Linked DNA regions of Homo sapiens: region 2 is linked to region 1. Evidence: chromatin contacts called from ENCODE Hi-C or POLR2A ChIA-PET data. All regions are on one chromosome and are shown on one strand. Each heading gives the region's core, a stretch centred on a gene start or an enhancer-like site at or near the end of the contact. The rest is flanking DNA. Distances are from core to core; before and after follow the strand shown. Region 1 overlaps LOC105376360 (a long non-coding RNA gene). Region 2 overlaps LOC105376360 (a long non-coding RNA gene).

Evidence for each region. A loop is a pair of places that touch in the nucleus more often than their neighbours do. ChIA-PET counts read pairs that join two places held with the same protein, here RNA polymerase II (POLR2A). Pooled maps may share reads with other maps.
Region 2: a map of Calu3 shows a loop between it and region 1 (2.1-fold over the local background). The contact joins two enhancer-like sites. A Hi-C loop is called at or near these places in 4 of 168 maps with a recorded cell type or tissue (CD4-positive, alpha-beta T cell, Calu3, IMR-90 and 1 more) and 9 of 50 pooled maps. POLR2A ChIA-PET finds 5 or more read pairs at or near these places in 2 of 52 experiments (AG04449 and Panc1).

Annotation. Positions count from the first base shown.
Region 1 is chr10:3,687,317-3,693,890 of GRCh38, reverse strand. All of the region lies in intron 1 of LOC105376360 (a long non-coding RNA gene), which reads right to left. Among named protein-coding and RNA genes, the nearest start is that of KLF6, 95 kb to the left of the region's middle. Within about 2 kb of position 3,815, at least 2 of the 41 ENCODE cell types and tissues checked have a DNase peak (open chromatin) inside an H3K27ac peak, as active enhancers do; they include PC-9, where a contact is called at or near this core.
Region 2 is chr10:3,747,085-3,753,658 of GRCh38, reverse strand. LOC105376360 (a long non-coding RNA gene) reads right to left here. Exons shown (of 2, transcript NR_131187.1): 2 at 2,895-4,971. LOC124902540 (a long non-coding RNA gene) reads left to right here. Exons shown (of 3, transcript XR_007062364.1): 2 at 1-2; 3 at 1,641-1,832. Among named protein-coding and RNA genes, the nearest start is that of KLF6, 35 kb to the left of the region's middle. Within about 2 kb of position 3,843, at least 25 of the 41 ENCODE cell types and tissues checked have a DNase peak (open chromatin) inside an H3K27ac peak, as active enhancers do; they include PC-9, where a contact is called at or near this core.

The DNA of each region.
Region 1 (6,574 bases), core at 2,566-5,065:
AAAAACCAGATGGGGCAAGTTGGGCTCTTTTCCTGAAAGCTGCCACTTGTGTTTTAAATTTTCTGTTCTCTTTATATAGACAGACAAATATGTTGCTGTGTAAGACACCTATCAGTGGGATAACCAGTTTTCTGATAACTAAAGCTTCAGTAGCCACAGGGTACCCTATTAAATGAGTTCTGGATGAAGACATCTGACCCACACCAAGGAGGGTGTCCACAACCAGCAATCACTCTGCCCGGTGCCACCCCATACTCAATAGGGTGTGCTGCCTCTATGGAAGGTAGAGTGCCAGCGAGGGCTTCGGGATCGCTCACAGGAAACGGGGAAGGGAGCACGTGCCAGGCATACACATGGTGTCCTCAGAGGGACCTGGCTTGCCAGGCAGGATGGCACAGAGGCAGGCAAGCAGAGACCAGCACTGTCCATTGCCTGTGACAAGGGGTGACCACACAGACCTCCTGAAGCACAACCCCAGCACGCAGCAGGTGCAACCACCTGCCGTGCAGCAAGAAAATGTGGGTGATTCCTGGAGAAAAGAGAAAATCCTCCCATGAGCCAGAGACTAATCTTGTGAGCAGCAGGTTTTTGAGATGTTAGCTCTTTGGATGGGTTTAGCTCTGTGAGTCCCTATCTGTTGGAAGGTCAGAATTCCTCCAGCCCTCTAAGAGGCACTGTGGAATGCTAAGCAGAATGTGACTAAAGGGAGGCGGTGTGAGTGAGGTCTAGCGCTTCATATTAACTGGCTTTCAGTAAGCCTGTTACATTGAAAATATTATTAAAGGGAAGGATTTCATTCCTAATGCTTCTAACTAAAATTGCCCGAAGACTTCTTTAAACACTATGACTTTAATAATAAAATAAGTATCTGAGAAATGTGATGAGTTTCTTACATATGGCTTAGAGGTCGCAAAGATAATCAGATTTCTAGTCACTCAAATTTGCCATTGCAATGGGTAAACTGCCTTTTGTGGATGATTTTAAGAATGAAAATCACAAGGATAAATTCAGTGGTTTGAGATAATAACGACCTCTTGAGAGATATTTATCTACGGAAGCCCTTCTTAGTCACAGTCTGTAGGCTCTATCACTCATGGATAAGCCAAGAGTATTCTAATCTGTCAGAGCCTCTTTGGAGCTAAAATTTCTGTTGTTCAGAAAGCTGCTTTTTAAGAGAGACACGAAGCCTTTTGATTCCTCATTTGAGAGAATTATTGTTCTCTCTGGCTTGTGTTGCAACTCCCTTGAAGACAAAGGTTGCTGTGACATTTCTTATCACCTTTGCCTCTTGTGAATATTTATCTTCAGTTTTAAGGAAACATTGAAGCCTCTCTGCAGAGTATTCTGACCTCGAAAAGCCTTCCCAGCCAGGCTTTAATCTTCTTGCAGCCGAGCGGGCTGAGTGACTAAGAGTTGGCCACATTTCATTTCCTTGCCCCTCATCTATTTGCTGTCTTCTCAAATGAAAATAAGCTTTACTAATTATTTAAAACATCACCCCAGACACAAAAACACAGGCTACTTGGGCCAAATACCTGACTTAAAAAAAATAAAAAGGAAAGTGAGCACTGACCAGAGGAAGCCTGCTTCAAGCTTCCATTAGGCTGGGTCTGCCTCGGGCCATGAAAGGTCAAAGCATTTATTTAAGTAATTTAGGATTGAGGCACGAAGAGCTTTTGAGCTGTCGTTCTGATTGTGCAGACAACTACTTCAGAAAATCACCTAACTCTTAATTTTTGATTGTAGACAAAATATGTGAGTTTGGAGGAAAAGTAATGTATTGCTGATGAACTCTGAAAATTCTGCATTTTCATCTTTGTCAACCAGAATGGTGAGATTATCAAGTTGACCTCAGTATTTTGTTGCCACTTCTTTCTACTCTGGGAAAACAACACACGATATCTGTCTCCCTGGAGGGCAAGGGCAGCCTCCCCCATGGTCCTAAGAGCATAAGCCCTGGTCTCTGTGGCTGTCAGCACCAAGTCCAGAGTGGAGGCATGTGTGGCCTGCAAGAGATGCATCATAACTCCAGCATGAGGAGTTTTGAGCTCCAACACAGACTTGCCACAATCTGCTCCACGGCGATTCATGCCTCTCTTGCAGTTCATGCCTCCTCGAGGTTCATCCTGTCCTCGTGGAGCTGTTCAGAGTTGAACTGAAGCAACACACCAAGCACCTGTAGCTTTGGACTGCAGGGAGCTGTCCACAGAGGCCATTTTCTTCTTCTCCTTCCAGGACACACACATGCTAGGATTTCTGTGGTGTGTTCATGTCAATCGTAAGATGAGCCATCTCACTAACAAGCATTCATCGAGTGCCTTCTATGACTGCCAGGCACAGCATGGTCCGCTAGAGTTACTACATTTGCTGGGTTCCAAGTTCGTGGTCTGGTAGTGGGAGAGATCATTAGGCAAAAAGACGATGGTGTCAACAGGCAAGAAAGTTGATGCCCAGCATTTTATTCATTAGCACCCTGCCTTCTCCTCTGCCTAAGAGCGATTTCCTTTCTCTAGAATTCATTTAAATCAGGCACACAAACCAAGCCTGACTTTCTTTGCAAATTACACGGCCTGCTCATCTTTGTCTTGCCTCATGGATTACACATGTGATATTTGCTACACCTTGGTGTACAGGGAGGTTTTTAAATACATGAAACAAGTGCATTTTCCATGTGTAAAGTGCCATTGCTCATAGCACGACAAAGTTGCATAAATGAGTGAATGAAGGCATTGCTGACCAACATTTTGGATCCTCTTTAAATGATGGTAAAAACAAGTTCAAAATTATTATTCTCACCCATTACTTTATCTAATAGAAACTAAATTTTTGGTGTCAATTTTCTGAACAAGAGTATTACTTTGTTTCACATCTTTATCAATATAGCCATTTATTTTCTAATCATTTTGAAATTATGCATTTTCTGTATATGAATTTTATCTTTAAGAGCTTAATATATTTCTAAAGCAAGGGAAATTCTATGATTTGCTTTACATGAATGAGGGAAGCTTTGTGTAGAGGAAGCAAAGTCTCACTGAGGTTCCCAGACTGGCTCCATGATCTGTAAAGCTCTTTAATCCAAGACTGGCTCCATGATCTGTAAAAAGCTCCTTCAGTCCTGGCTTCTTTACAGGTAGAATGGAAGAACAAAGCCCCACCTGCCCAAAGACCTCACATATTTCTCTGAGAATAAAAAAAAAAAAAAAAGATGAGAATGCTTGGAAAAGTAGAGAACTGCCCAGCTATCAATTATTACTATTTGCCAATAAAATTCATGTGGAGAGGACATTCATCAATTGCATGCCATAGATACAGATTTCGGTTTTCTATACATGAACGTGACCCTGCAATTGTGTATTATTACTTCTGCTATAGAACTGTGTTGCATGTATTCTAGAGGTAGAATTATTTCTGAGATAAATAACAGAACAAATATATTCCAAAGGCAATGGTAATAAGGACACAATATTTTTAGAACAACTGAGCAACTCTTCTCACTTTTAAAAATGAGCAAACTCTTTACTAGAGTTCTGTTTATCCAGTGACACACGTCAAGAGGAGCTACTTGCCTTGCCCTCAGGGACCTCAACAGAGATGGATTCTATTCCTGCTTCTGGCTAATAGGAAGATGTCAACAAAATTGAATTCCAATTGGCTTTCCTCATGTTAGCTACAAAAAAAATGCATTCAACACAGACCATAACACTTGGGCAACCATTCATTCAACAAATATTGACGGTCAAGTATATTCCAGCTTGAATTTGGGAACTAGGCATTCAAAAATAACATTCACACAGCCTTTGCCCTCCAGGAAGTCTCTGTCTAAAGTTGAAAAGATGATGAATAAGATGTAAATGAGTCATAAAGGTGCAGTGCATCAGATATTCCGAGCAAGTATGGAGAGAGCAGTGGGTGGGCACAGCAAAGACAGTGTGGTTTGTGCTCCCTGAATCTTGATAAAATCTGTCAAGGAAGGGAGACACCACGCCTGGAAAAGAAGGGAGAGGAGGATGTGCGGACTGGGGGAGCAGCGTGCGGGATGTTTGGAGAATGATCCACGTTCAGAAATGGGGCTGGGGCTGGAGAGGACCTGGCGGGAGCTTGCCTTGTGGACGGGGCAGCCTTGTGGATGATGGGCAAGGGTTGCTAGGCAGGCTGATGGAGCTGGAATGTGGGCCTACCATTCATTCTACCGTGTTGTGAAAATGGGGCCACGAACAGATGGATTCACCCCGTGAGAGCTCACGTTAGGAAACTAACTTCCTCTGGAGTCTGCCGAATAGGCCGAGCCCTAGGATCTGTTGTGATAGACCACACCACAAAAGAGGGGTAAAGAGAGGTCAGATAGGCAGGGGGTGAGCACACCTGGACTCCGGACTGGACTGATATGACGACCCAAAACCTGGCTCAACCCTCCACAAGACCATAAACAAGTTATTAGAATGCTCTATGCCTCCGTTTTCTCACCTGTAAGTGGGGATAACAATAGATATTGTCATAATTCAATTAGTAATTTATTAATTAACTATCAATTTCATAAATTAATTTGTAATTTGCTTAGCAGTATGTAAGTTAGTAAATTAAAAAAAAAAAAACCCACTAATCAGTGTCTGAAACACCAGGTGCTTTTTATATACTGAATTGTGTCACTTCCAAAATTTATATGTGAGAAGCCCTAAACCCCAATGTAACTGGAGTTAGGTAATTTAGGGAGGTAATTAAGGTTAATTGAGCCGTAAGGTGGGGCCATAATCTGATAGAACAAGTACTCTTATAAGAAGAGAAAGAGACATCGGAGATCTCTCTGTCTCTCTCTCTCTCCTTGCACACAGGCAAATGGCCTTTTGAATTCACAGGGAGAAGGTGGCTGTCTGCAACCCAAAGGAAGAGGCCCTACCAGATACTAACTCTGACAGCATCTTGAGCATGGACTTCTAGCTTCCAGACTGTGACACACTAAGTTTCTATTGTTTGAGCCACCCAGGTTGAGCCATTTTGTTTTGGCAACCCTAGCATTCTAGGACAGCACCATATAAGTTGTATCTACTATTATTACTAAGACAGTCAGAACAGAAATAGAGAAGACAGGCTGAGTTTGAAGAACAACTCCGCCATCCCAAAATTCAGGATTTTTATGTCGAAGATCGGTGTTGTTGGAAACTGGTCCTACAACTGTTTGATCATTTATCAGTTATGTGACCTCAGGAAAGTCAATGGAGCCCCAGTCTCAGTACATTCATTAATAAAGTGGGGCCAACACAGGAGGCGGCCTTCAATGATCCTTCAGCTCCTTCTCACATCAGACAGCATATCTTCTACATCTACTTACATACTGTTTACAAAACACATCTATTAAATCTTTATTTTTCTAAAAAGTTATTGGTATTTGTTGTATCTGTTACAAATCTTAGCCACTAGCCTACCATGTAGTAAGCCAGAACAATTGAATAAATGTTTTGCTGCCATAATTCTTATTTTTATGGAAATAATTCTGAATGTCTTATCACCCACTGAAATAATAAGATTCATCACATTTTCATAATTAAGATATTTTGAGGTTATTGCAGGGAGCTGATAGCCAATAAATTCACCCAATTCTTGAGACTTTTATCCAAACTCTATAGAAGTCTATTCATTCAAAATTTTATTTCTTAAAAATTCAACTCTCTGGTGGACATTATTTTATGTAGTTGCTATCACTTCTGTGGACTTCTCAACAAGCATCGCCTATGACTTTAGAATGCAACAGTTTGTGTAACAGGTATGTGAACTTTCTTGAGTGGCTTTAAGCCATGGGGAAATTGGGTTGGATGTAAATTACTCCCAGATATAACTAATAAATCAATGGCAGCATTTCAGAAAACTGTTCAAAATTCAATCTTTTCTCACTTGGCCTTTAACCTCTTCCTCCCCCATCTTCACCCCTGCGGAGTGAGTTTGAGTTTTCTTGGTAAGCCATCCTTGTAGATGATATTGTTAGCATGAAGCATCACAGTGGAATTCTCAGCTCAAATTATTGAGTCAGGCTGGTCAATTTCAAAATACTTTAGAGCTGTTTAGCCCTTAATGCTGCCCTGAGAAGGCATCTCTTCCTTGGCAACACTCCCTGTCACCAGGTCTTACCTGAATCACTCTAGTGATGTTACTACACATGACTGGGGGCTCCACAGCACGTCTTCTCCCTCTTCTAGATAACACCGCTTAAAATAGCTGAGGACAACATGTGTACTCTGATCATCTCTTTTTCTTTTTTTAGAAGAAGTATCCCTCTGCTGTCAGGCTAGAGTGCAATGGTGCAATCTCAGCTCACTGCAACCTCTACCTCCCAGGTTCAAACGATTCTTCTGCCTCAGCCTCCCGAGTAGCTGGGACTACAGCTGTGTGCCACCATGCCCGGCTAATTTTTGTAGTTTTAGTAGAGTTGGGAGTTTCACTGTGTTGGCCAGGATGGTCTTGATCTCTTGACCTCGTGATCCACCTGCTTTGGCCTCCCAAAGTACTGGGATTATAGGCGTAAGCCACCATGCTTGGCCGATCCTTTCTTTCCTAAACCAAAGATGCCCAGTTTTTTCACCTA
Region 2 (6,574 bases), core at 2,594-5,093, 60 kb before region 1:
AGGTGAGGGAGCTCTCTCTGGCCATTTTTTCTAAGGGCCCTAATCCCATCCTTAAGGACTCCATCCTTATGACCTCATCACTTCCCAAAGATGGCATCTCCTAATACTTAAGAGGTCAGGATTTCGACATGAATTTTGAAGGAACACAAATATTCAGTCCATAGCACCTTCCAAAGAGTTAGAGTGTGTGTTCCCAGCCTCAGCCACGTTGACATTCTGACGGAAACAGTTCTTTGTGGTAGGAGACCGTCCTGTACACAGTGTGTTCAACAGCACCCCTGGCCCTCACCCACTAGATGGTAGGTGCATATCTGTCACTTGTGACAAGCAAACTTACCTCCAGGCATTGCCACATGTCCCCTGCTCGGGTGGGATGTGGGAAGCCAAGTCAACCCCAGGAGAGAGCCACTGATGGAGACATTCCAGGGCAATCTTATTCCTGAAGTCCTGTGTCTTAGTTAGAAACGTAAAATACGTGAGTGGCAAACAACCCAAGACTTCCTTGCTGAACAGCAGGAAATCAGCCTCCTGTAGCCCCACTCCTCACCTCCACTTGGCATGACCAACCTCCTCAGTCCTCAGTGGGTTTTCTTCCCTCTTCCCTGGAACTGTGTAAGGATTCCTGATGTCTCCACCAGGCCCTAGCCTGACACCTGCTCCTCACGGCTCAGGACGCTGCCCCTCAAAGGCCTGGCCCAAAATAGGAGCTGATAATCTGGCATGACTTCTTATACTAAGCCTTCCAATTTCTCTCTGGATTAGATTCTTTTCTCCCTCTCCCTGGGATAGGAAACATTCAGAGTTTGACTCTTGATTTGCCCACCACCCCAGGGCTGTGCCCCACATGGCTTCTTTGGGATATTTAGAAGAAAAATCCTCATAAGAAATTGACTGTGAGGGCCGGGCGCAGTGGCTCACACCTATAAATCTCAGAACTTTGGGAGGCCGAGGAAGGCAGATCACTGAAGCTCAGGAGTTCGAGACCAGCCTGTCTGTACTAAAAATACAAATATTGGCTAGGCATGGTGGCACACACCTGTAATCTCAGCTACTTGGGAGGCTGAGGCAGGAGAATCGCTTGAACCTGGGAGGCAGAGGTTGTGGTAAGCCGAGATTGGGCCACTTCACTCCAGCCTGGGTAACAGAGCGAGATTCTGTCTTAAAAAAAAAAAAAGACTGTGATAGGAAATGGTTCTCTCTAGTCCTCAAAATGTTTTTTATGAAATAGATCCCATCACGATGAGACCTGCTGCATTCATGATGTCAGAATCATCATACAAAGGTGCACACTGGTGTATTTAAACTTGGGATATGGCATGCTTGCCTCTGTGCAAACTGTACATGCCGATTTCCACTCTCTAGGGGATCATTCTGAGGCCACCAGGGGCTACTCTGATAACACACAGCCCTGCAGGAAGCAGAGCTCCTCCTGGCCTCCCCAACACCCTTGGGGCAGAACAGGAACTTCTCCAAGCACCTGTCCTCCTTCTACTGCAATTTCTCCTTCACCTTCAGTGATTGTCTTTATATAATGTAGAGCCCAAGTTCAAGGGCTTGTCTCCAGGATGATGCCTTATGACATACAATTTTCTGGGCAAATTTCTACCTCTTTCCCATTAAAACCATGTCTGCATCCACAGTGACACGTTCCTGAGAACACTGCGGACAGAAGGCGCAAATGTCTCATACCTGAACTTAGCCCACGTGTCGCTTCTGTGTTTATTATGTTTTTGTTAGAATTGGTCTGTGTTCATTCTAAGTGTAAAAAGAACGCAAATTAAATAGGATACAAGATATATGACTAAAACCTTTTAAAACTAATATTTATATGAAATAAGACATTCTGTGTTATTTTTAGGTGAGGTGAGAAAAATGTCCTATTATAAGATATATAGTTTCTTATAATGGAAAGAAACATACATATTTCCCATTAAATAACCTCTGACATTATTTTAACATTTTCTACCAAGTTTATTACTGATAAATAGAAGTCAAGAAATAACGCCACTGAGAATATCCTATATTGAAGAATCTTGTTTTATAAAGCATCTTCCCATACAATGATAATCGGTTACTGTAATATCTTTTCAAGCCATACCACTCAGAAATATTTTAAATATTATACAACTTTGTATATATATATATATTATATATATGCATATTTTCTTTAGTCAATGACATGATGCTTTACACAAGTCAAATATTATATTCATAATCTTAGAAAAGATCTCATAAAGAACTTGGTAACTAACTTTGAGTGTATGTGAGACTCTTTCAGGACACTCTTAAGAAATCAAACATTTGGTATTGTGTTCTTTGCTCGAGTACAACTTGATCATACGAGTCTAATCTGTGTTTCCATGTTTCTGCATTTGAATGAAACTAAACTGAAATGCTTGGAACCAGTGCCTTTCCTCTCTGAAGGCTCTGCACTATGGGCCATGTGACTGTTCTCAGATGTTGAAAGAAACCCACCTCCAGGAACTGGACCTCACTTGACCAAGCAAACCACGCGACACCAGCCTATGTGTCCACTCACCCTTGAAAGAATGGAGGGAAAAGCTTCTCCTGCTGGGCTGTGTCCTGCAGCCGGGAATCCTGGCGGGAGGCAGAGGCCTCTGATACGCTTCTGATGGGTGGGTGGGAGGTCCGTGTGTGCGTGCATGCGTGCATGTGTGTGTGAGAGAGACAGGAATGTGCCTTCTTTATCAGAAGCCATTTCCTATGTTCAAATGTGATTTCTCTATTTATCTACAATCTCAACTAGAAGCATAGAAAGAATTCTCACTCATGTTTAGGGGGAAAGAAGTCCAGCTGTGTCTATGAAAGCATTCATATTATCTCTCCCCCACCCCTTCAATATCTTGCCCAAAGCATTAGACATTCACTGTAGGTTTAGGCTAAAAACTTTATTCTATTTAGCTGAGCGTTTCCAATATGTTAATAGGAATATGAGAGAAGCGACACGCTTGAAAACATCACAGTTAATTCCTCCATTGCAAGATACAGTGATTGATTGATAGATGATGGATAGCTAGACATAGGCAGACAGATGGATACAGAAGCATAATAACATAAGTGGAAAATGGTCAGAAGTAGCAAAAGTTAAGGGGAAAATTGCCTTGAATTTCCCCACTGAGCTACCTTTGGCAGTGTCTAGGAGCCCCAGGAAGCGCTCAGCACACATGTATTAATCAAGTATGCCTTAAACATTCAAGCCTGGACACACAAAGCAATTTCAGCTTTTTTGTGAAATAAATATCAGGTATTAAAAACATACTTGGACACAGAACTGTTTTCAGTCCTCGGACAAAGGCCAAATAATCTGAGATGTGCACTGGGAAAAAAAGAAAGGCAGGCTTTCAGTTTCCTTTGGCATGAATCCAATTTGTGCAAAGTGCTGAGCCTCCACATCCTGGGAGAAGCCTCAGCCTAAAGCCCTCCTGGGGCCACGCTGGTTCCCTTCCCTGATGGCTGGACCCGGGTCGTCTCAGGGGCTTCCCAGCTGGGCTGCAGGGTCAGCTGTCAGCCATAAGTGGGCCCTTTGCTTCAATTGTCTCTGATGTCGCTAAGCTGCTGCAGAACCGGAGACAGATACAATGTCAGACTCCGTCTTAAACCCCAAGGACTGTGTCAGGGCCACTGTCATTTCATTCCTGTCTTTCAAATATCTTTACAAATGTAATTAATGGGGAATCAGCTGTCAAATCCATCTTTTAATAATCAAATCTTAGGTGGCAAGATTCGATTTTGCTTTGGGTTTCCTGATGGTTCAGAATGTGTTCCACGCAGCTCCCTCCCTTCTCAGCCAGTTCCCCGACCAGCTCGGGGGAACAACTATTTTTAGATCCAGGCAAGCCCCGGAGTGTCAGACGGTGAATTATTAGCTGTGACTTCAAAAACAGTCACGGAGATACTTTCGAAACCTCTGATTTCTCCATAGCATGTGGACTTGAATTTATATCCTGCCTTTACAGCCCAGATTCCTGTGGTGTAGAGAGAGGCAGGCCGTCAATGCAGCCCACATCTGATGTTCCTGGGCTTATTATTATTATTATTATTATTATTATTTTTTGAGATGGAGTCTTGCTCTGTCTCCCAGGCTGGAGGGTAGTGGTGTGATCTCGGCTCACTGCAACCTCCACCTCCCGGGTTCAAATGATTCTCCTGCCTCAGCCTCCCAAGTAGCTGGGATTACAGGCGCTCGCCCCCACACCCAACTAATTTTTGTACTTTTAGTAGGGACAGGATTTCACCATATTGGTCAGGCTGGTCTTGAACTCCTGACCTCAGCTGATCCACCCACCTTGGCCTCCCAAAGTGCTGAGATGACAGGCGTGAGCCACTGAGCCTGGCCTAGGTCTTATCAAAGCTCTGAAACTACTCCTGGGGTCACACTGGTGATGCACAGTGTCCTTAGATCACGTGCCTGCATTCAGAAGCAGCCCTTGTGCTCTGCACACCCCACTGGGGACCTTCACAGACGCTTCACCTGGCACACACAGCCAAGGACAGGGCAGCACTCAGAGCTACTCCACCAAGCCCGAAACCTACTTGCTCTACCTTTTGCTCTTTCCTTTATATTTTTTTTCATAATGTGGAGGTCAGACGGAGGCAGCATATTAACTCTTAGCACTGACCTGAATGTTCTACTTGAGCAGGTCTAGGAAAGCAAGGTCTGTAAAATGCCTGCTCGCGATTGTTGAGTACGATGTTTCACAAAACTGGAGAATATCAACACAGTGCCATTCCAAACTCCTTATTTTATAGAAAATAAATGGAGGCCTGGAGATGGTAAAGGACTTTCAGCAGGGTTATGACAAAACCATAAACCTGATGATGCCTGAAGTGTCCAGACTTCCAAATTCATGCGGTTTGGAGAATGTTCTGCCTGACAGCAGCAGGGAGTTGTAAGCAGGTTCAGCGTCATCCAGAAATGCTTGTGTCAGACCACCGCTTCCACAGAGGGTTCTGCAGAGATAAAAGTAGACAAGATGGCGAGGAAAAGGTTAAACACTCCCATTCTCTAGGATTGCCTGGCATAATTCTTTGTGCTCATGGATGTCATCGTCAAGATTCGCGACTGTGGGCAGGAATGTGCAGGTGGGGGAGTCAGCACCAATGAATCCTATTAATTCATGCCAGCCAGTCACTTCTGCTTTCAGGAAAAGATTCAGATTTCCCCAGTCTTAGGAACATTAAAAAAAAAAAAAAAAAAAAAGAAAAGAAAAGAAAAAAAAAGAAACAGCTTTTGGTTTTTTTTTTTTTTTTTTTTTTTTGGAGGAAACTGTCTTTCATACTAGATTTAAAAAGGAGGGTGTTTTAGAAGTGACAGATGCAAATATCCCCCACCAGTGTTTGTACAGCTTTGGGCAAGTGACAGGTCAACCTCCAGTTGTTGACAGGGAGAGGTTTTGTGAGCCAAACACCTTTATCATGAAGTATTATCTTGTAAAAATATTTACTAGGGTGTAAGTGCAGAACATTGTGCTTCCAGTGAGGCACACGAATTTTGCAACCGTGATGCAGTCCCACAAAACAATACCCAGGAAAAGGCCTTATTTTTCTCAGCCCTTGCTGTGCACGTTGTTTGTATGGAAGCGTTCCCTGATTGGCTCTGCCTCTTGTTTTGAAGTTCTGTTTTCACGGTTGACCATGCTTCCCGGTCACATAGAATACCTTTTTATTACTGCCCCTGATTTTTGTGTAAAAGAAATTTGAGTTTATGTCATAAAGTGAGTGTCACTCCTAAGAACCAAGCTTGATGAAAATTGTGCTCCTATCTGGCAAACATTCTCATTCCCGTGCATCTTTGGCACGGCCGTCTTCTTCTGTGGTGTTCAGAGTGAAACAGAGTCAACCATCAAACCGGAGGCGTTAGGACGCATTGGAGCTTTCCGGTAGTGATAAAGACACGTGTGGCATGGATGAGTTGCCTTCAGGGGAAGAACAGAGCCACCCTCTGTGTCTTCGGAAAGTTCCAGAATCTGTGTATTTGGGCTTCCCGCATGCACAGTGTGCTCAGGGACTGTGGCTGCAGGTGGTCAGATACCTAGGACCACGGGAGGAGGAAACGGAGCTTCAGGAGCAGTGCCCTCCCCCACTTTTCCTGTAATTCAGAGCCATAAATAGAGCTGGAAATGAAGCCAGGCTCCACATTGCCCAGCACATCATTCTGTGGGGATTACAGCCTCATTCACGCCGGGATTACTGCAGCAGCCTCTGAGCTGCGTCCTGGGCCAACACCGTCCACATTCCGTTCAGCTCGCACACTCGTGCCAGGCTGAGCCTTCCTGGGTGCCGCTTTCATCCCGCCGTCCCCCAGTTTGAGAAACAGAGAACATCGCGTGTGCCGACTTCATCCTGCCTCAGCCCCAGCAGCTTTATGGCGCTCCAGGGTCCCTGGCCGATGTCCTCCACGACCTGCATCCCTCTGTCAGGGACCCTGTTCTCCAGTACCCCTGCTCACCGCATCTAGGTGCACCCATGCCTGGCCACATGCTCCTGCAGACGCCCCCTGATCCTCCACCTCTGTAGACAGGGGCTGGATTCATATCAGTGGTTCCCAAGGAGA